Linked DNA regions of Homo sapiens: region 2 is linked to region 1. The links are chromatin loops, found by intact Hi-C in ENCODE. Cell type or tissue: mammary epithelial cell. All regions are shown on one strand. Each heading gives the region's core, and the rest is flanking DNA. Links, peaks and the distances in the headings are about the cores only. Region 1 has its middle 13 kb from the start of ST14. Region 2 overlaps LOC124902793 (a long non-coding RNA gene).

What was found. A loop is a pair of places that touch in the nucleus more often than their neighbours do. Peaks named below come from ENCODE experiments on the same cell type or tissue, not always from the same donor. Only the 100,000 strongest peaks of a DNase experiment are listed, where the experiment ranks them.
Region 2: it touches region 1 in a loop (4-fold over the local background); 18 of 110 quality-filtered maps call a loop at or near these places.

The regions. Positions count from the first base shown.
Region 1 is chr11:130,145,279-130,148,188 of GRCh38, reverse strand. No RefSeq gene overlaps it. Among named protein-coding and RNA genes, the nearest start is that of ST14, 13 kb to the left of the region's middle. RefSeq lists enhancers at 1,294-1,343, 1,131-2,330 and a silencer at 2,401-2,695. In mammary epithelial cell, for the core only: a CTCF peak has its summit at 1,702 (motif pointing right); a DNase peak (open chromatin) is centred at 1,738; H3K27ac peaks cover 1,458 bases.
Region 2 is chr11:129,783,920-129,786,829 of GRCh38, reverse strand. All of the region lies in intron 1 of LOC124902793 (a long non-coding RNA gene), which reads left to right. Among named protein-coding and RNA genes, the nearest start is that of TMEM45B, 30 kb to the left of the region's middle. In mammary epithelial cell, for the core only: a CTCF peak has its summit at 1,248 (motif pointing left); no DNase peak of the experiment used is centred there.

The DNA of each region.
Region 1 (2,910 bases), core at 242-2,741:
ATGAAAGCAATCACTTTGCCTGCACTAAAACTAGCAATATTTGACTGGACCCAAAAGGCTTTGTACTGTTATTAAATAAAATTTGGAAAAAGTATTTCATCTTTTTTATGCCTTCCAAGTTTCTATTTATAATACATGCAGATAATTTTAAAATAACTATACATAGTTTAAAATAACTGTATATATAGTACACACTATAAATGTTTTATTGATGGAGGGCACTGCTCTAATCGGAAAGAGGCAGGGACTTCAAAATTTTAAGTTCAACCAAGCTGGGCACAGTGGTTTATGCCTTAATCCCAGCACTTGCAAAGCTGAGGTGGGTGGATCACTTGAGGTCAGCAGTTCCAGACCAGCCTGGCCAACATGGTGAAACCTTGTCTCTACTAAAAAACACAAAAATTAGCCAGGTGTGGTGGTGCACGCCTGTAATCCCAGCTACTCTGGAGGCTGAGGCACGAGAATCACTTGAACCCGGGAGGCTGAGGTTGCAGTGAGCCGTCACTGTACTCCAGCCTGGGCAACAGAGCAAGGTTCCGTCTCAAAAAAAAAAAAAAAAAATCAATCAGATCTGGGTTATCTTGTATCTTGGCCACAGATCTCTGACAGATTCCTCAAGAATGTCATGCCCCCAGCCAGGCGCGGTGGCTCACACCTGTAATCCCAGCACTTTGGGATGCCGAGGCGGGCAGATCACAAAGTCAGGAGATTGAGACCATCCTGGCTAATACGGTGAAACTCCATCTCTACTAAAAATACAAAAAATTAGTCAGGTGTCGTGGCACGCGCTTGTAGTCCCAGCTACTCAGGAGGCTGAAGCAGGAGAAATTGCTTGAACCCGGGAGGTGGAGGTTGCAGTGAGCCAAGATTGCGCCACTGCACTCCAGCCTGGGCGACAGAGTGAGACTCTGTCTCAAAAAAAAAAAAAAAAAAGTCATGTCCCATCCATTTCAAGGATTCTGGGGGCCGGGGGCGGGGGAACTCATGTCTCCTGTCACATTCTCTGGGTATCTGGGCTGCTCCACAGTGGAAATGCACTAACCAAGTCCATGGTTGCTACTGCCTGTCAAAAGTATGCAACCACAGAGGGCAGAACAGACACGACTTCCCCTTATTTCATAGGCGGTAACAGGAAAGATACCAGCTGACACCCATTTCCTTGTCTTATAAGGACCGCTTTACCCTTTGCCCCAGAAAAGAGTCCATTGTACATAACCACAGCATTTGGCTCTGCCCCTAACAGCGTGTGACCCTGTGGCCATGTTTCAGCTGTGAAATAATCAGGAGTCATAAGGTCCCTTCCAGTTCCCTGTATCCATTCTGTCTATGTCCATGACTTCAAAGTACCGCAAGACAGCATGTTCCTTTTTTAAATACTTTTTCACCTGCTCCTATGATAGTGGACCCTTGGGCCTCTCCAAAACTTAGGGACTCATTACATCCTCATCTGTACCTCCTAAAGAGCTTTGTCAGTTGTCACAGCAACAGAAACCAGAGATCAGGGCATCTGATGTCCTGGCTCAAACCTCAGCTGCTGAGCTCTGATTTGCAACTGAAAGCAGACAGGCAGGTAGGAGGACCTTCGCACCTGTCAGCACCAGCACCTGAGGCTGGCCGCAAGGTGGGCAGGGCCACATTCCCCAGAGGTCAAGGCTGAGTCACCAAGGCAGAAACCAGGAGCTTCTCTCAGTTCCCGGGAGGTGGGTGAGCCACCAGGGAGCAGAGTGGAGCCTGCCTAGGGTGAGGCCGCCTGGCAGCCCTGCCTCTCATTCATTTCCACGTCATCTCTCAGGCCTCCCCAGTTCTCAGCTAACCCCGACTGTCTCTGCAATGACCCCATTTGGGTAATGAACGTGTAAATAGAAACCACTGCACTTTCACCAGCCCCAAACTCCTCTCTAACCCATCAGCAACAGGAATGTGAGTAACAGGTAAGAGACTCGAGAGCTGAGCAGCTGGATGGGTATTGGCTGCCATGCCCCCGCCCCTGCCTCCCCCAGGACTGAAGTACACTGAATAAAGGAAGAACTCCCACCGAGCTGGGTTTGCATCTCTGCTCCACCCCTTACTGCTCCGTGGAAGACCTCAGCGTCATTTCTGGAAGAGGGGAATGCCTCAAAAGGTTAAGACTAAATGGAGCTGGGCATGGTGGCTCACGCCTGTAATCCCAGCACATTGAGAGGCCGAGGCGAGTGGATCATGAGGTCAGGAGTTCGAGACCAGCCTGGCCAACGTGGTGAAACCCTGTCTCTACCAAAAATACAAAAAAAAATTAGCCAGGCATGGTGGTGCACGCCTGTAGTCCCAGCTACTCGGGAGGCTGAGACAGAATTGCTTGAACCTATGAGGCAGAGGTTGCAGTGAGCTGAGATCGCGCCCCTGCACTCCAGCCTGGGCAACAGACTCTGTCTCAAAAAAAAAGAAAAAAAGACAAAAATGCGCCTCTGACTTGGAGGCAGCTAGTACATGGCAGGCACTAAAATCAATGAAGCTGGTCTGTTAGCTTTGAAATCAGAATGACCCTGAGATCAGTTTCCAGCTGATACTACAGAGGGTCAGGTGATAACACTCTTCAGAGCACTCCAGCAGAAACTGGTTTCAAAAAACAAAAAAGTTCCCTCTTCTTCAGGGCTTTCCTGGCAGCAACTTCAGTGACCAATGCAGGCAGAAGGGAGAGGCTGATGGGGAAGTGGTAATCATTATAAAGAACCAACCTGTTCACCTGGCTCACAAAATGCTTTCCTGGCTCATAAAACACTCCCTAGTCCAGTATCCTAGGGAAGATTCGTCACGTATGTACACACATGTACATCTACACACAGCTATATATGACATTACCTTGATAACTACTCTGTATATTTAAACTGGCATTAAACTAGGGTAGGGACTGAGATTTACCCCTGAATTGAC
Region 2 (2,910 bases), core at 166-2,665, 360 kb after region 1:
TCTACACTGAAATCTGTAAAAAAATATTGAGAGAACTTAAGACCTACGTAAAGAAGGCATATATTATGTTCATGTCTTGAAAGACTCACTGTAGTAATAATGTTAATCCTTTCCAAATTGATCCATAGAGCTGATGCAAATTCAATCAATCCTTGGTGTGTGTGTGTTAAACAATACACTGATGTCAAAAAACAAATACAGAAATGCACTTACATGTTTATCACAGCCTGTGAAAGCAGCCAGGAGGGAAGCTGTACCCTGCAAAGCCGCACGGGTGGAGCTGCCCAAGGCACTGGGAGCCCACCTCTTGCATCAGTACACCCTGGATGTGAAACATGGAGCCAAAGGTGATCATTTTGGAGCTTGAAGATTTGACTGCCTTGCTGGATTTCGGACTTGCATGGGGCCTGTAGCCCCTTCATTTTGACCAATTTCTCCAAATTTCTCCCATTTGGAATGGATGTATTTACCCAATGCCTGTACCCCTATTGTATTTAGGAAGTAACTAACTTGCTTTTGATTTTACAGGTTTATAGGTGGAAGGGACTTGCCTTATCTCAGATGAGATTTTGGACTGTGGACTTTCAAGTTAATGCTGCAATGATTTTGTAAAGACTCTGGGGGATCGTTGGGAAAGCGTGATTGGTTTTGAAATGTGAGAGCATTGTATTTGGGAGGGGTCAGGGACAGAATGATATGATTTGGCTGTGTCCCCAGCCAAATCTCATTTTGAATTGTAGCTCCCATACTTCCCACATGTTATGGGAGGGACCCAGTGGGAGTTAATTGAACCATGAGGGCGGGTTTTTCCCTATGATGTTCTTATGATAGTGAATAAGTCTCACAAGATCTGATGGTTTTAGAAAGGGGAGTTCCCCTGTACCTGCTCTCCTTTCCACCATGATTATGAGGCCTCCCCAGCTATGTGGAACTGTGAGTCCATTAAGCCTCTTTCCTTTATAAATTCTCAGGTATGTCTTTATTAGCAGCTTGAGAACAGATTAATACACCAAGTGAGTATCTTCCCTCTCCATTTGGGTTGTTTCTTCCCTCCATGTAAAAGCTCAGCACTGCCCAACATATTTAAACAGTTCCTTTATGAGACACGTTAATTTTCTTCTGCTGGAAGGCATACTGTGGGGACAGCCTATTAAGCCTCAAACCTCTTTTTCTAATTTCTGCCTGGGAAAAATTTGGAGTCAGAGGCCTTACCTAATATTTCATATCCTACAGTGCCACCTATTGGGATGGGATTTTTTTTTTTTCTCCATGGGGGCCCTATCGGCCCTTCATCCAAAACCTCTAGTTCCCCAATTCATCTGCCTCCTATGTCTATTAGGGACCAGGCTCCATGCCCCATCTGTAAACAGCAAAGCTCCACCTTTAACAGTTGAGAGGACAGCTATTCAATTCATATGTTCTTTTGAGACATCTGTTCTACATTCCACCTCCATTGGCATTTAAACAAAAAGGGGATTTTATGTTTGTAAGTCAATTGGTCCCACTCTCTGGGATTTCAATGTTTTGCTAGGGGCATAGCAAGGGAAGCCAGAGATAGTATTGAAACACTTCCTCCTTTAAAGGGTCTCACCCAAATACAACCTCTCCTGGACACCTAGGGTACCCTGGGAGCCTTATGGGCCAAGTGGTTCTAGGAAACCAGCAGGGCAAAGGGTTGGGGCCTAGTGCAGGTCACCATGACTAATCCTGCTGACTAGCTCCTCTATATCCATGGATGAAGGTCATGCTTGCATCCATGGGGCAGTGGCTATGATGGTCACTGGGACCCAGATGATGGGAGAAAATGGGTGAAGGGGGATGCCCTTTTGGCCTTCCCTTCCACGCTGGGTCGCCTCTTCCCTTTTTTCTAGATGGGTAACATCCCATCTTCAAGCCTTCGCTCCCCTCAAGTGTAACCTGGATCTCCTTTAACCCTCAGGCCCTGAAGTTTGCTCTGGGCAAGCCTCAACTTCACTCACAGAAGCCTTCCAGGATTTAACCCAAGTATTTAAACTGTCCTGGAAGAATGTACCAGGGAAAGAGAATCCAATGAGGAAAGTAGCAGTGCCCTTGGAGGATCCTAAATAGGACTATGATGATAGCATCTGAAAATGGAGAAGGAAACCCTTTCAAATGTGTATATTGGAGGGCTTGAAAGGGCTAAAGCCATACCTATTAACTATTCCAAGCTTTCCATGATAGATCAAAAACTAGATGAAAATCCCTCAACCATTTTTTTTTCTTTTGAGATGGAGTCTTCCTCTGTCACCCAGGCTGGAGTGCAATGGTGTGATCTTGGCTCACTGCAACTTCTGCCTCCTGAGTTCAAGTGATTATCCTGCCTCAGCCTTCTAAGTAGCTGAGATTACAGGCACTTGACACCATGCCTGGCTAATTTTTGTATTTTTAGCAGAGGTGGGGTTTCACCATGCTGGCCAGGATGGTCTCGAACTCCTGACCTCAAGTGATCCATCTGCCTCAGCCTCCCAAAGTGTTGGGATTTCAGACATGAGCCACCGCGCCTGGCCTCAATCTTTTTATTTCAATGAAGAGCAGGTTTATTACTCAGGCAGCTCCTGATATTGAAAGGAAGTTGCTGAAACAGGCCCTGTCCAAGATCTTTCTAATTTTTTCTCACCCTCAAGTTGAAACTTTACAGTATGTAAATGACACTCTCCTCTGTGTCCCAACTGAGGAAGTCTCAGGAAGGCACTGAGGCTCTCCTCAATTTCTTAGCTAAAAAGGGGATACAGGGTCTCAAAATCTAAAACTCAGTTCTGTCAGACTTCAGTAAAGTATCTAGGCTTAGTCTTATCAAAAGAGACGAGAGCACCAGGTGAGGAAAGGATTAAGCCCATTTCCTTTAACAGTTGAGGGGATTTTTAGGCATTGCAGGGTTTTGCAGACTGT